Regions from separate parts of the Homo sapiens genome. Here regions 2 and 3 are each linked to region 1. A link is a contact called in ENCODE Hi-C or POLR2A ChIA-PET data. All regions are on one chromosome and are shown on one strand. The core of a region is the stretch at or near the end of the contact, and the rest is flanking DNA. Distances in the headings are between cores, read along the strand shown.

Region 1 (4,943 bases), core at 209-2,708:
GGGCAAGTGGCTGTGGGCCCCCTCCTGGAACTTGGGCAGTTGCCCATCTGTGGCCTCCACAGGGACAGGAGTAAGAAGGTGGTCTCTGGGGGGCAGGGACCAAGCAGAGCATGAGGACATGCAGTATATGGGCCACATGACCACGAGGACCACAGACAGTGTGTGACCAAGGCCATCAGGACAGTGGCAAGTGACTTGTGACATTTAATCAAAGGCTTTGCATCCAGGGTGTGTGACATTTAACCGAAGGTGTCTGGTATTTAACAAAGGACATTGGACTTGGGATGTCTGATGTTTAACCAAGTGGGTCTGACGTAGGTGTCTGAGTGATGTCAGACAGAGGACGTCAGCCCTGTGGCTCTGGGTGAGTGCAAGGGTGGGCTGGCACTGTTGCCAGACTCACTCTGCTGGGCGGTCTGGACCTCCAGGCCCTTCCAGTCTGCTCCCAGCTTCCCAATTCCCCTTCAGGCTTTGAATATCTACAGGAAAGAACTTGGCCAGCTGAGTCAAGGGGCTTAATGCCCTGGGGTCCACAGGTCTGGCTCTAATTGACACTGGGCTGACACCAGCTTTCTCTATGTCCACTGGAGGAGCCCCTCCATCTTCACATGGCCCTATGCACCATGCTGATCTCTCCTTACTCGCAAAGCCCTACACAGATGGGACGTCAGCAGACACACTGCCAGAGCTTGCTTTCCTCTGATGACACCAGACCCTTTCTGTGGTGTGGCTTCCATTTCGTCTCCTGTATTCACTTCAGCATGTACATCTTTCTCCAGCGTGGCAGTCAGATGCAGTCCCATCATCTGCTGGGGAGCAGAGGTCACTGTGCTTGTTCTGGCTCATATACACCTGTTAATTTGATCCAAGTTCCCTCTCAACTTCTGAGAGCTATTCCATTCTCCACGACGGCTCAGACTCTCAGGGCTCTGTCCAACATTCTTCTCTCGGTCTCTCTCCAGACATGGTGCTGCCACAGGACTTTCTGGCTGAGCCTGGGATATTGCTGACCTTGCCATCCCATGGAAACATGGCTTTGGCCTGCTGGAGGCTCTGGGCCCCTTTTCTGGCTGCTGTTCTACCGGGTGTGGCTAAGGACAGCAGCTCCCCTTGCCTAGGATACTGGTTTCGCGGCTGTCTCTTCTAGTTACAGGGAGTGAGTGGAATACTGTGCAGGTTAGAGAGGGAACCAACCGTCCTTGCTTCAACAGTCCTTGCTTCCCTCCTGTCCCTTACAGACCCAGTCTGTCCCCTGGTGTCTCCATTGAAAACTCTGCCTATCTCTAGCTTATATTCTGCCTGTCTTTGCTTGTCCCAGGGTGGAACCTGCCCCCAGCACAGTGTCCCCAGCACAGACAGTGCTTGGCCTCCATTCATTGTCTGCCTTCTAGGCAGCTGGTGTCCCAAGGTGACAAGGACAGCTTAGTGACAGAATAAGGGAGGACCATATCTGTGCTCCTGGCAGGCTTGCAAAGCCAGCTGAGTGGCTGGAAATAGGAGTGCAGCTGGTGGCCGTGTGTCTGTCTGGGAGAGCAATCATGAGTTAGAGGAAGTCTTAAAAGAGGACTTACAGGGTAAGGGTGTGGAATGTCTGGGGCCATGTTGGTGACTTGGTGTGCTACTGCCTCTTTTATTCTACCCAGATCCCCACTGAGGCCTCTTTTGGGTCCTCTGAGTGTGGCAGGGCTGGAGGAATGCTTGGTATGACACAGGGCCAGTTGCAGAGGTGGCAAGTGTGGGGTCACGTGAGGGGTCAGAGCTTTGCCCCTCTCAGGCTGGCAAAACCCTCCTCCAGGCCAGTCTGCTCCTTCAGTGATGGCTAAGCTGCTGGCCAGAGGCAGACAGCTGGACAGCAGACAGGGGCAGAAAGAGCAAAGGGTGGTGGGTGAGAATCCTATCCCATCACCAGCCCCACTGCAGGGAAGCCTTCTTCCTGCCCCTCCCTTATCTTGAGATGGTGAAGCCCACGCCGTTAGTGACTGCAGGAATTGCCACCCTCCTCTCTGCCCTTCCTCCCTTCCCCTCCAGGTTTGGTTTCCATAACAACCCCAGAAGGTGGGAGGCTATGCTAACTAGCAGGTAATGCCCTTCTGTGAGTGGGGCCACAGGAAGAGCTCTGGCTGAGCCTGGCAGGCTTCCCAGCACCCTGCCCCAGACCCTCCCACAGCCTCTAAATCAGTGGGGTGGAGGATCACCCCAGCAGAAACATCAGACTCGGGGTGCCTCTCCCATCCATCCCATGGTTAGGAGTTGGGAGACTTGGTTTTAGTCTCAGCATTGCTTCTGATTCAGTCTATAACTTTGGGCAAGTGCTAGGTTCTCTGTGAGACTCACTTTCTCCATCTGTGTAATGGAGGTCAGATGGAGGATTCCACTGAATGGAATGTTTCCCTTCACTCAAATCTCCTTTGATCATCCTAGAGTCCCTTGTTACTGAACCATTGCATCTCTAAGAGAATGCATTTCAAAGCCAGAATCCCTGTCAATCAAAGCTGCCAGGCCAGGCCAGCCAAGGGCCCACAGCTGATGTGCCAATGGGTCACACAGCCCTACGGGAAGTGGATGTGCCATTTCTGTGAGATGCTTGGAAACGTGGAGAGTGTCTGAGCTTCTGAGGCCGAGTTCTGCCTTGTCAGCCTCGGCCCTGGCACACAGCAAAGGCAAGCAGGTTTCGGTGAGGAAGGCACACCTGCTTTGTGACTCCCAGTGAAAGAAGCGGTTTGGGAATGAAACCAGGATTCTCCCAGGAGACAGGGCAGGAGGACTTGTTAAGGGTCTGAGGTCGCTCAGAGCATCTCCCAGAGACACAGCCTGAGCCAAAGCTTGGCCCAGGGCAATGACTTTTCCTGGGATCTGGGGCTGCCTCTGTGGTGATACTGTCTTGCCCAGGCTCCAGGTTGGGGAGCTAGGAAAGGCTCAGGCAGACGGTGTATCCTCTCCTGCCCGAAGCCACCTTCCTTCCTGTGACACCCAGCCTCAGGACACTGCTGTGGATTACTGCTTCCCACCCACAGGGCACCCCACGGCCCAGCCTGGCAACCCTACTCCATTCCCAAGTCAGTGCAACCTCCTCGGCTCTGACATGAAAAGTTCTCCCTCTCTCTGAAACCTCAGATGTGCCTCCCCACTCTGTTCTCAGCTGATGATCAAGCTTCTTATTTCACTGAGAAAATAGAAGCAATCAGAAGAGAAATTCCTTTCATTTCATTATCAACTCTTATCAATCTACCTCCATCTCCACCTGAAATTCAGCCTTCCCCACTCTTCAGGTCGATGCTCCCCCTTGGCACTGCATTCCCACCCTCTTGGGCCAGCTCACGGGCTTTGCTCCTGCAATCCCCTTGCTCATCTACATCATCTAGCATTCTCTCTCTACTGGATCATTTTCACCAGCCTGCAAAGACACCCCCCTTCTTTAAAAGCCCTCCCTTGATTGACCCACATTCCGCACTGACCACTACACCATTTTCAGTCCCATTTTATAGCAAGCCCCGCAAAATAGATGTCTGTACTTGCCACACCTCCTCTCTTCCCACTCTCTCTTGAACCCTCCTTAACCAAGTGCATGTCCTTTTCCTCCACTGGAACCTCTCTTGTCAAGGGCACCAGTGACCTTCCCCCTCTGTCAAATCCAATAGTCCATTCTTAGTCGTCACCTTCCCCAACCTCCCGGTGGCGGGTTTCCAGCGGAATCACATTCCTTCCCAGACACTGCTCTCTCCTGATTTGCCTCTGCCCTCCAGCCTTCTCTCTTGGCCTCCAGATGAGATGTTGGGGCATCCCACAGTACATTCAGGCTACAGGCTACACTCATGCCTAGGTGATCTCATCTGGTCTCCTGGCTTTAAATACCATCTGTATCCCCATAGCTTCTAAATTTATACTTCCACCTTGGAGCTCTTTCTTGAACCCTAGACTGGAATATCCAGTTGCCTACTCAATATCTCACCCTGGGTGCTTTCAAATGTCATACATCCCAAACTGGACTTTTGATTTTCTTCCTACTTCAGCCAGTGTCGCTCTCTCCAATTTTCCATTTCAACCAATGGGAACACCGTCCACCTAGCAGCTGCTCAAACCAAAAACCACCTTGGGGGGCCTCCTGTCAGCCCTACCTGCAAAGTATGTCCAGAATCTGACCAGGTGCTCCCCTTCTCCACTTGGTCCTTGGTTCCAGTCACTATCTTCTGTCTCCTGGCTTCCAAGATATAGCCTCCTAACTACTCCGTCTGTCTCTACCTTCTCCAGTCTGTGGTCCACACCATAGCCAGGGGAGTCTCTACAGAATGTAAAGCGGGTCACAGCTCTGCCTGTTCTTACACCCCGGTGACTCCCATCACACCTGGCTTTTACCACGATCTGTCTTCCATCCCACTACTCTGCAACTTCATCTCCCACCACTCTTTCCTTGCTCGCTTAACTCCACCCAGGCCTAAATCCATACTGGGTTTGGGGCAAGTAAGTGGTATTGTCTCTCAGAGCCAGTTTTCCCACTTGTAAAATGGAGGGCTAGAGTTGGCTTACAAATAGTGTACCTAGAGACAGAGATTCTGATGCATTTTCCCACTACCAGGTTCTCCGTCTATACCCCATTCACCAGGGTATAGTTTCCCTCTTTGTCCTCTCTCCCTGACAGCATGGCTGAGCTCAGGGCTGCTCATGTCTGGGGTTAAAGCCTGCCTTCAATAGGTAGATTCAGGGATTCCAAGCATCCTAGAAAGTGAGAGCTGAATTGAGCTTCTGATACCACAGCACACAACACTATCCTTTCACATGTCGGGAAACTGAGGGTTTGCAAGGACAGGGGGTATGAGCCTCACCAGCTCTGCTCCTTGCTGAGATGCAGTGCTCAGCCCTGCACACACTAGGTCCTCTGCTTCAGAAAGGCCTTTTTCTTTTTTCTTTTTTTTGAGGCAGTCTTGCTCTGTTGCCCAGGCTGGAGT
Region 2 (4,943 bases), core at 1,092-3,591, 35 kb before region 1:
GCACTGGCCTCGGCCTCAGAGGAGGCAGTCGCTGACACCTGGCTCCAGGTCCTGGAATCCGGAGGGGCCTCTGGGCCACCGGACACAGGCTGGGATTCCTGCTGAAAAGACCCCAGCCTATGAGCTGAGTCCACACACCCAGCCAGAGGGTCTCCAGGGCCCTGACCCTGGGGGTTTCAGACCCTGCCCATGCATCTGGGGCATTGCCTCCAGCTGTCTTCATGGGGCCTCCATCTCACTGAAGACTCCTCCCTCAAGGGGCCTGAGCAGGCAGGTGGGAGGCTCCTGGTAGGTCCAAGCAAAGGGCCTAGAGACAGGAAGCCCCTGGCCGGCCTGGCATAACTCCCCCTCCCCAGACTCCCTGGAAGGGTGCAGCTGGGCCACGATGCCCAGCTCACAAATGCTGGCCACTGTACTTAGGAAGGTCACACTGACTTCCCTCATGAATCCCTGTGGCACTCCCGGCTTGCGTGCGCGCACGCGCGCGCACACACACACACACACCCCCACACACACCACACACACCCAGGAGCCAGAGTCAATGGGCTCAAGAGAAGGAACAGAGAAGGGAAATGAGAGACAGCCGGAATTCCCCTCCTGTGCTGGAGATCATTGGAAACTGTGGTCCTGGCAACACCAACACTCCCTCTCCCTGAGCAGACATTGCCACTGCCCCGCAACCTGACTTGAAAGGGTGGCCTCTGGGACCACAGGGAGGCAGGAGGATGTGAAACCAAGCCCAGAGCCTTAGATCAAGTTCCACACATGGGGAGCAGCTGCTCTCCACAGCCAGGCCCAGCCAGTGCAGGCCCAGAGGAAGCAGCCAAGATGGGCCTGACTCAACAGGGAGAACACTCCTGGGGGCTTGACCTAAAGCCCTGAGAAGAAGCCATCTGAGCCTGGCTCAGGCCAAGGGAGAACGGAGGGGAGGGGAGGGGTGGGCCCTGCCTGCTTTGTGCAGACTCTGGTCCCAAGTGTTAAAAATAACAGGTTGCGAGATAAGATAGTGCTGTCCCTGACACCTCAGTCTTAGGGATGCTTATTTTTAAATCTCAGAATGAGCCCTGGGTGTGGGAGGAGGGGAAGGGGCAGTCTGGAGGTCAGAAAACCATACTTCTCTTTCGCCAAGACACTCTACCTTGCCAGTCCTGGAGGGGGGACAATGGTCAGTGTGGGAACTGGGGGCTAGAGGCTCTGTTCTAAACTCATGAGGAACACCCAGCAAGTCTCTCTTGCCATGCCTCCGTTTCCCTGTCTGTACAATGAGCTCCCCATGCCCAGCCAGGGCATGAGTGGTGGATAGCAGCCCCTCCCCAGGTCAGCTTCTGGACTGAGTTAGGAAGGGAGGGTTGAGGGCTGGTCTCAGCACCCCTCTGAGAGGCTGGCTGTTGTGGGGAGGGCCTGCCTTCTACCCCTACCCACTGCCAAGGCAGTCTGGGAGGGGAAGCTGCTTTGAGAGAGGCTGGGTGGCCCGGACAGCAGAGCTCTGGGCCCTGTATATGTAGGTGCCTTATACATGCAGGGGTGAGGGCCCACCTGCTTGCTGGACTCCTCCTCCGTGCCCAGGCTGTTCTCCTCATCTTCTTCTTGGTCATCTGTGTCTGACTCGGCCACAGCGATGGGCACACACACGGGCTCTGGATCCCCGGGGGTGCCCTGGCCTGGTTGCTCGCCTTCCTCAAACCGTGTTTCCTTGCGGGTGGGAGGCACCTTCTCCGTCTCTGGGGGTGGCGGGGAGTAGGGGGTGGCAATGCAGCTGGGCAGCTGGCCCTGGGCGGCAAGGGCTGCGGGCTTCTGAGGCCGCTGCCGCAGGAGACCACAGCAGAAATCCCAGGTGGTCCGCTTGACAAAGCGCAGGCCCCTCTGGATGCGGGCCAGGGCCAGCTGGAGGTTGTTCATCTCTCTGTCCTCATCAGGGGCTGTGAGGTTGTCTGCACTGAAGGAGCTGAGCAGCAAGGCCAGGAAGAGATTCAGGACCTGTCGAGATAATGGGTCAGGCTCACCAAGGCACTGCACCATGCCAAGCCATCCAGTCCCAGTTCTATGATGGGGAAACTGAGGCCCAGAGACCTTTAAGACTGCCTGTGACAAACAGCTCCGAGGCTTGAATCCAGGGCCCTGAGCCCTCATCCTAACCCCTCATTTTATTGAATGTGGAAGGTTTGGCTATAAAAGAAAATACAAATTTGAATCCCTCTTTCCAAGGGCCCAGACACAGTCTGAATTGAGGATGTCGTGTCCTGGCTCAGGTTCAATGGGAGAACTATGCGTGCATTCAGTGTCAAAGCGAGGGGCTAGCACAAAGTCACACACATTGAGCCCTGTCTTGGCACCAGCGGCTTCTACATGCAAGCCTTCTTCTCCCTTTACCTCTTCCTGCTGCCTTAGGAGTAGTGAGGGGCAGTGGGGTCAGGATGGGCACAGGTCTCCTTCCTGGGAAGTGTGAGTCCAGGGACAAGACAGAATCCCACCGAGAAGCCACACAGAGCTTTTGGGACTTTGTTGGAAAGAGGAGGAGCAGTGACCTGCCTCTGAGTTCCCTATTGAAGCCAGCTTGGTGCTCAGAGGCCTGGGGCTGCTGCTGTAGGGCACACACTACCTGAGGCCCAGGTCTGCCACACTTTCCAGGTGAGGGACGCTGGGACAGGGCAGAGAAAGGTGCAATAGCTGGAAAAGAGGTCAGGAAGGCACAGGCAGCCTTCAGGCATTTGGACTAATCATGGGGTCAGGACATGGAGAGCTGACCATGTCTAGGCTGTGAGGGGTGCTAGGAAGGGTGCTGTGTGAAGGTCAAGGCCTGCTATTCTGCAGGGAGCCGGGGGAGGTGGCAGTGTCGGAGGTTCCACAGGGCGCAGTATTTTGTTGAGGTCTATCATCAGGGCTTAGGGACTTGAGACTTCTTAAGGGGGTTTGCATAACCCTCTGCCTTTGGATGGTTCTGGAGAATTGCTTGTCGTTAAGCCCTCCTGCAAGTGTGAAGCTTTAGCTTTTGTTTAAAAAGAAGGCCTTTGATGTGTGACAAGCGGCTGGGCTTGTGTCCATTTCCCAGTCACATGGAGGGTCAGTTAAGCTGACGGTGGGTCGATTCCCACATGCATGGGTCAGACTGGCCCATGGCTCACCAGGCCGCCAGGCCACCATGGGCTTGGTGTCTCCTCCCTCCCAGCACCTTTATAGCAGGGTGGTGTGTGAGGGTGGGTGCACAGTTCTTTTTGGAAATCCACTCTGAGACTCTGTTCCGGTTTCTCAAGAGCCTCTAAAACACACCTCTACCAGGGACCCCATACCTATCAGCAAGCTGGGAATGAGAATTCTGATAAAAGCGGCCTCAGAAACATGCCTTTGGCTTAAAAGTAATACATATTCATGTGGAATATGTACAGAAGGTGAAGAGGTAGCCTCTCCCGTACTATCTCTACGGAGAGATGATCACTTTTGACACTTGGCACTAGGGGTAAGGCATGTGATACCATTCTGAGCTGCTATCTACACCGACCTCGGGCCTGGTCCCTGGCCTTTGTCCACAAGGACCCAGGCATGGCCACCTCCATTCCCAGGAAGGATGCCCACTGGATCCTTCCCCCACAGCCTCACTCACACCAGGCCCTGCATCCCCCAACCTCCAGGAGTCCTGGGCCTAGGCTGGGAGTAGGGCGGGTGGTGTGGGTACCTGGGCAGCCATGCCCACCCACAGAGTCTAGGGCCCTCCCTGTCGCTGGCTTCAGAAGTTCAGCTTCTTCCAGTGCTTTCCCCATCAATCGTGCTGCTGCTGCTCCCAGCCCTGCCTGATCATCACTTCCCATTTCAATGGCAATCTTGCTTCCTCCCACGCCTGGCAGCGGCCCAATTCCTTAGGCGGCTGGGGAGGGGGCTGTGTGGGCTGGCATTAGCTCCCTCCTCCAGCAGCCTCTAATTTTCTCATCCCCAGGCAGATCTGCTGGGAAATCGCAGGGCTCCGTGTGTGAGGGGTGGCTCAGCCTGGCCCTGGGCTGAGTGCTTGGCAATTCTCATTCTCCCCAGAATAGACAGTCTGGTAGGCCCTGGGGTTGGGATGGGCTGAGCAACCCTTCACCCCAAGGGATAGCTAGTTTGGGGGGACATAAGGGGGAGTTGGGGGCCAGCCAAAGAGCAGGGTTCTAGTGGCACTATGCACTGATGCCCTGGCTCCTCTCTCTCTGGGCTCTGCACTCCTCTGGCCTCTGGGCTCATGGGCTGGTGGCAGACTGCTCCCAGATTGGCCTGTCCTGTCCTGGCCTGGATAAGGCACATGGGAGAAGAGAGCAGACAGGTTTGGGGAAAGGCTCTGGAATCTATAGCCCATAGTACTTGCCCCACAGCAGCCTGAAAAAGTGAATGTAAAACCTCTCTGTGAGCTGATGTGACTGCACTGCCCACGACAGAGACATACAGCTACAGGTGCGAGCCAGACAATGCAGGTATGCTTCTTGAGCATGTGTGGGCCAACTGTGTACCCAGCAAGGTGGCTTCATGTCCACAGCGGACACGGATTGCTGCCTGAACCACTGACGACCCCAACCTTCCCTCTTCCTAAGGTGCCTTCTCTGGTATTTAAATTTTGGCTTTTCTCAGTTCCAGAATTCCCCACATTGGAAAGACACAAGACGAGATGCACCTGCCCAAGGACAGACAGGTACCCACAGGAGCAAAGGTGTGGGCCCCTCATGATGGGACAGCAGAGACTCCTACCACGCTACTCAGGGTGACATATAAAGCTCCTATGGGCCCCACCTTACCTGGACCACCACCTGTCTGCACCTGTGCTTTGCTCATCCTGTTCCTTCCCTCTTCAGCATTGCCTGTTTATCAGGTCAGCTCCAAAATCTCTTCCAGAAAGATTTCCTTGATTTTCCTAGCTGAATGGGAACAGTACCATGGTCTCCTCCTTAATGGTTCTGATCACTCTGACTAGTCTGAGAGTTATT
Region 3 (4,943 bases), core at 939-3,438, 33 kb after region 1:
TGGGGACACACTTCTACCACTGCACACCCTTCCAATAACCTTCCCAAGAGTGAGCATAAGCCAGCCTCCTCTGAACAGAACACAAACTGCAATTTGCCACTGTCCCTGGCTGCCCTCAGGACTCCCTTCTCTTTGGATTGCCTGGGCACCAGCCTCCGCTCTTCTCCCATCCCCAGCTGTCTCTGGTGCTTCCCACTAGTCCTCCAAGCCCAATCTTCATGCTGAGTGAGTCAATACTAGAATTTTTCCAGAGGAGCTTTGATCAACACACAGAGAGGGAGCCGAGCACCTTGGAGCACAGCAGCTGCCCTTGCCACATTGGGCTGAATGCTGGCTCTTGGCACCCCAGGGCCAGTTCCCCTTCTGCTCAGATCCTCCTGGCTCAGTTCTAGGCTTATTTGCCCCACAGAAAGTAGATCTCAAGGTGTCTTCACATTGCGTGGTGCCCCCAATCCACTGATTCTCTAGATGACATTGAATAAGTCCTTGAGCTCCTCTGGGCCTCAGTTTCCCCACTTGTATGATATGGTAGTGATGACATGATTAAAAGTTTAATGAGGCTCTTTTCAGCACAGAGCTGGACACTGTAACATAGAATCTGTGTTCCACACCCTGGCTGTCACCTGACCTCACCCTCTCCATGCTCCTGCAACAGCAGCCTGACCACCCTCATTCCACCTCGCACTCATTACCACCGATTCATATGCACCTGCCCAATTCTAACTGAGTGGAGATGAGGTCAAACAGATGGAGTTGAGGGCAGCGGCAATGGCCTGGGCCCCCAGTAGCTGGGGCCTCTGCTGCTCACGGTCCCACTAGATCCTGAAGGATGGTGGGAACCTGGGAGAGGGCTTGGGATGCCATGGCATGGTGGGGGTCACGTGGTTTGCCATCTGGATGATACTGCCTAGGCTCACTGGGAGACACACCTGGGGTCTCAGCAGGAGGCGAGCAGATGCCTGGGAATGGAACATAGGCCCAGGACCTTAAGAGGAGATAGATCCCATGGCCCGGGGCTGGGCTGAAGGCACTGAGGAGCACAAGAGTGAGTCCTGCACTATCTTAGCCATGGCATCCTGATCTGGCTGTGCTCTGCTCTCCAACAGGTGTTTGCAAGGCAGGCCTACAGCCAGGGACTTGTCCCCAACATCATTTCCCCCCATCCTCATCACCACCACTAACAGTCCCCACACCTCTGGCCCCCACCAGCTCTTGGCCTCTCGGACAAAGCTTGGCACCTCCACTTTCTTCCAGAGCGCCACCAAAGACGATCAAATAACACAGAGGTCGAGAGCCACCTCCCATCAGGGTGCGTGGATCTGTTCCGGCTCAGAGAGAGGAGGGCAGAGAACTCTCTCCAATCTCACCGCAAAGAGATCTCCACCCCTTCGAGAAGCACAGAGATCAGACAGAGGAGATGCGGCCCCTTTAGGGCGTCAAAGGGCACCGAGATCTCTACATGGTCTAAACGCGCAGAGATCTCGTCCCACAGAGAGGACAGCCCCAGCGGACGGTTCCCCCTGGGCCCAGAGAAAGGGGGTGCGTGGCTTCCTCCCCCATATCCAGCCCTGCTCGGTCAGCCCCCGCAAACCCCGCTCTCTGGAACCACATTCATGGCGCGCCTAGTCGCCGCTCTGACCTTGGGGTCTCCGGCCTCCGGTATCCGGGTCCCAATCCCAGACCCTCCCCGAGCCTGCGCCAGGGATGGCCGGGAAGCTGGGGCCGCAGCTCCCCCTCCCCCGGCCCTCGACAGCGCACCGGGAAACCCGGAAGGAAAGGGAAGGGAAGGGGGGCGCACGGTGTTTAGAGACGTCTCCCCCGGGGATACCCTCCAGCCGGGCGGATCTGCGCCCCTTCTCCCCCTCCGGCTCTCTGGGGCACTGATCGGGGAGGGAGCGGCTGGGCGGACCCGGGGCAGGGAGGAGCACGCAGGGACTGGAGGCTTCGGCCCTCGGGGAGGAAAGTTGGGCGGCGGCAGGCGGAGGGGGCTCCGGCCGGGCCAGGGCTGCCGGGCGCGGGGGCACTCGCTCACCTGCTGGTCCCCCGGCCGGGCCCCGGGGTGGGCGGCTGCTGCTTGGCGCGGACTCGGCTCGGCGCGGGGCTCGGGGCACTGGGCGCAGGCTCAGCGGCCCCGGGGGAGCGATCCCTGCATCCTACGGGCGCCGCCGCCGTCTCGGCTCCGCGGCTCTGTTCGGGCTCCCGGGCTGGGCAGGCGGCGCGGGCTCGGGCTGGGGGCGGGGTCGGGGGCGGGGTCGGGGCGGGCCCCGCCTGGGTTCGGCCTGGGGCTTGGGGCCCCGGGCTGGCTCCGCCCCAGAGCGACGCGCCCAGGGCTCCGCACGTGGTGCTCCGCCCGCTCGGAGGGGGGACACACCAGCGCCCGCCGGGGCGCACACTCCCACACTGACCCGGGGGCTCACAGCCACAGACAGCCGCACACGCGGCCGCGGACAGACAGACATAGGCGGGGGTACACACACGGCGACCCGGCGACGCTTCACCACAGATGGCCACCCACGCGGACGCGGACAGGCTCACATTAACAAACACTGGCATACACACCAGCACCCGCCAGAGTATACACACACACACACGCAACCTTGCTGACTTGGGAAGGCTACCAGACACCCACCCACCCACGTGGACACGGGCATACACTGACACTCATGCCGAGACAGACACACGCTGCCATAGGCATACCTGCACTGACACAGACACACACATGCACCCTGAGACAGATACACACCCCCACACACCCACACAGACACAGACAGACACATCATTGACACACACTGACACTGAGGAAGACACTCTGACAAACTTAGACACCCACATGACTTAGACACACATCCACTGACACACTGACACAGAGACACACACACTCACTCGAACCACACTTTCCTGGAGACACACTTAGTGATGCCACAGAAATCTGCACAATGGTACACATCTACCTGAACACACGGACGCACATGCTGACAGAACCAAACACACACCCAGACCCAGAAGCAAGCAGGCAACCAACACAGAGACACCCACACACGCGCGCGCGCAAACACACACACACACATACATATATATACATGTATATACCTCTTTATATATATACTTCCACCCTCTTGAGCCACATACAACCTTCACCTTGACACATGCAGAGCCTGGAGTCACATACTTACACACCCACTGTTTCTCACTCAGAGACATGGTCACAGGCACACACACACGGAGACATACGCTGACAAACAGTTGCTCCCATGCCCATGCCCAGGACCTATGGGGACACACTTCTTGTTTAAACAAAACAGGCCATCAGGGCAACCCGCTTGGGTCCCCTTCCACGCTGTGGAAGCTTTGTTCTTTCCCTCTTCACAATAAATCTTGCGCTTCTAAAAACAAAAACAAAAACAAAACAAAACAACAACAAAAAACAGGCCATCAGCTTTTGCCCACGAAAAAAGTACAGTCATTGGAAGGGATGGTACACTTTTCTGCCACATTTTCAGGGCTCCCAAAAGCAAGAACCGCTCTTAGAGAGCCAAATGGGTGCCAGGGTCTCAGAGGGCACAGAGGTGCTGGGTTTGGGAGCCCAGAGGCTGGGACCTGCTCCTCCATGATGGGGATCTTGAAGAGGTGGGAGGGCAAAGAGGGGGGTGGGGGACAGCGTCCGTTTGCGACCTGGGTGTGGGGCTTCGTTGGACGCCTTAGGTACATACGGAGGGGCTGCTCTGCTTGCAGGAGGGGATCAGTAGGAAAGTCAGTCCACAGGAAAGTTCAGGACATGGGCCTCTCCGGCCCCGAGTTGAGTGGGGTGTCTGGGGTACAGACGGATGGACCACACAGGTCGGCTGCCAGCCTTTAGCGCCTGACGAGCCTCAGGTTGGCTAGCAGCTCCCACTATCGGCCAGAAGGGGAAGTGCAGGCAGTGTCAACGTTTCAACCCACGTGCAGCCGCCTTCCCAGAGTCACACCTACCAGGCAGGAGAGTACAGTAGCAGGAAGGTCCTACCTCCCCTAAGAACTTCCATCACGGGCTTCTCGGCCTCAGAATGAAGCTTCTACTTGCAAACTGACATTGGGTCAAGCAGGAGACAAGGCTAGGATAGAAGCTGCTGGGAGTAGGGGTGGATACCTGCCTCCCTTCCGTCCATATGTAGCAGAAGTGGGGTTTTCACTCTCCTGTTTAGTATTGGGCAACTGGATGTTGCCAGCAGGAGAGGTGGGCTGAGCCTGGTAAGTCTACATGCACCCTGAATTTAAACAGGGGGAGAGAAGCCCAGGGGATGGGGAACCAGAGCTCTGAACCTGTAGAAGTTCATCCATAAAAGCACACCTTGTGGTCCTAGAGAGGCCTCAGAGTGCAGAGACAGGCAACAGGTGTCTGGAGACAGGCACTTCCTACAAAGAGCCCTTGCCAAGATCTTGGCTACTCCCTTCTCTTTGCCAGACCCTATTTAAATTTTTTGTTTTGTTTTGTTTTGTTTTGTTTGAGACGGAGTCTTGCATTGCCTCCAGGGCTGAAGTGCAGTGGCGTGATCTCGGCTCACTGCAACCTCCGCCTCCCCAGTTCAAGCAATCCTCCTGCCTCAGCCTCCTGAGTCTCTGGGATTGCAGGTGCTCGTCACCATGCCCAGCTAATTTTTTGTATTTTTAGTAGAGACGGGGTTTCACCATGTTGGCCAGGCTGGTCTCGAACTCCTGACCTCGTGATTTACCCACCTCGGCCTCCCAAAGTGCTGGGATTACAGGCGTGAGCCACCATGTCTGGCCAACCCTATTTAATTAAAGCAATAACAGGAACATGTTGTCAGCTGTCAGAGATAAATGTTTTTAAAAACTAGTATGTCCTTTATTCGCCCCTCAGTTTCGCCCAGGGTTTGCCTTTACTTTGCCTCAGGTTCAAAGCTGGGTTAACCATATCATTACTCCTCTCTTGTGTTTTTGTTTTA

Evidence for each region. A loop is a pair of places that touch in the nucleus more often than their neighbours do. ChIA-PET counts read pairs that join two places held with the same protein, here RNA polymerase II (POLR2A). Pooled maps may share reads with other maps.
Region 2: a loop to region 1 is called in a map of Right ventricle myocardium inferior, with 3 times the contacts of the local background. The contact joins two enhancer-like sites. A Hi-C loop is called at or near these places in 1 of 168 maps with a recorded cell type or tissue (Right ventricle myocardium inferior) and 4 of 50 pooled maps. POLR2A ChIA-PET finds 5 or more read pairs at or near these places in 2 of 52 experiments (K562 and Panc1).
Region 3: a map of heart left ventricle shows a loop between it and region 1 (5-fold over the local background). The contact joins the promoter of SCN5A here to the enhancer-like site in region 1. A Hi-C loop is called at or near these places in 7 of 168 maps with a recorded cell type or tissue (Right ventricle myocardium inferior, cardiac septum, heart left ventricle and 2 more), 2 of 37 single-sample maps with no recorded cell type and 9 of 50 pooled maps. POLR2A ChIA-PET finds 5 or more read pairs at or near these places in 1 of 52 experiments (activated T-cell).

What each region holds. Positions count from the first base shown.
Region 1 is chr3:38,614,858-38,619,800 of GRCh38, forward strand. The region is part of intron 5 of SCN5A (sodium voltage-gated channel alpha subunit 5); the gene reads right to left. Among named protein-coding and RNA genes, the nearest start is that of SCN5A, 32 kb to the right of the region's middle. RefSeq lists an enhancer at 103-603. Within about 2 kb of position 1,459, at least 3 of the 41 ENCODE cell types and tissues checked have a DNase peak (open chromatin) inside an H3K27ac peak, as active enhancers do; they include heart left ventricle and heart right ventricle, where a contact is called at or near this core.
Region 2 is chr3:38,579,395-38,584,337 of GRCh38, forward strand. SCN5A (sodium voltage-gated channel alpha subunit 5) reads right to left here. Exons shown (of 28, transcript NM_000335.5): 17 at 1,537-1,977; 18 at 1-98. Among named protein-coding and RNA genes, the nearest start is that of SCN5A, 68 kb to the right of the region's middle. RefSeq lists enhancers at 1-2,102, 893-1,393, 2,360-3,343. Within about 2 kb of position 2,342, at least 4 of the 41 ENCODE cell types and tissues checked have a DNase peak (open chromatin) inside an H3K27ac peak, as active enhancers do.
Region 3 is chr3:38,647,499-38,652,441 of GRCh38, forward strand. It overlaps SCN5A (sodium voltage-gated channel alpha subunit 5), which reads right to left and starts at 2,189. Exons shown (of 28, transcript NM_000335.5): 1 at 2,033-2,189. RefSeq lists a silencer at 2,148-2,307.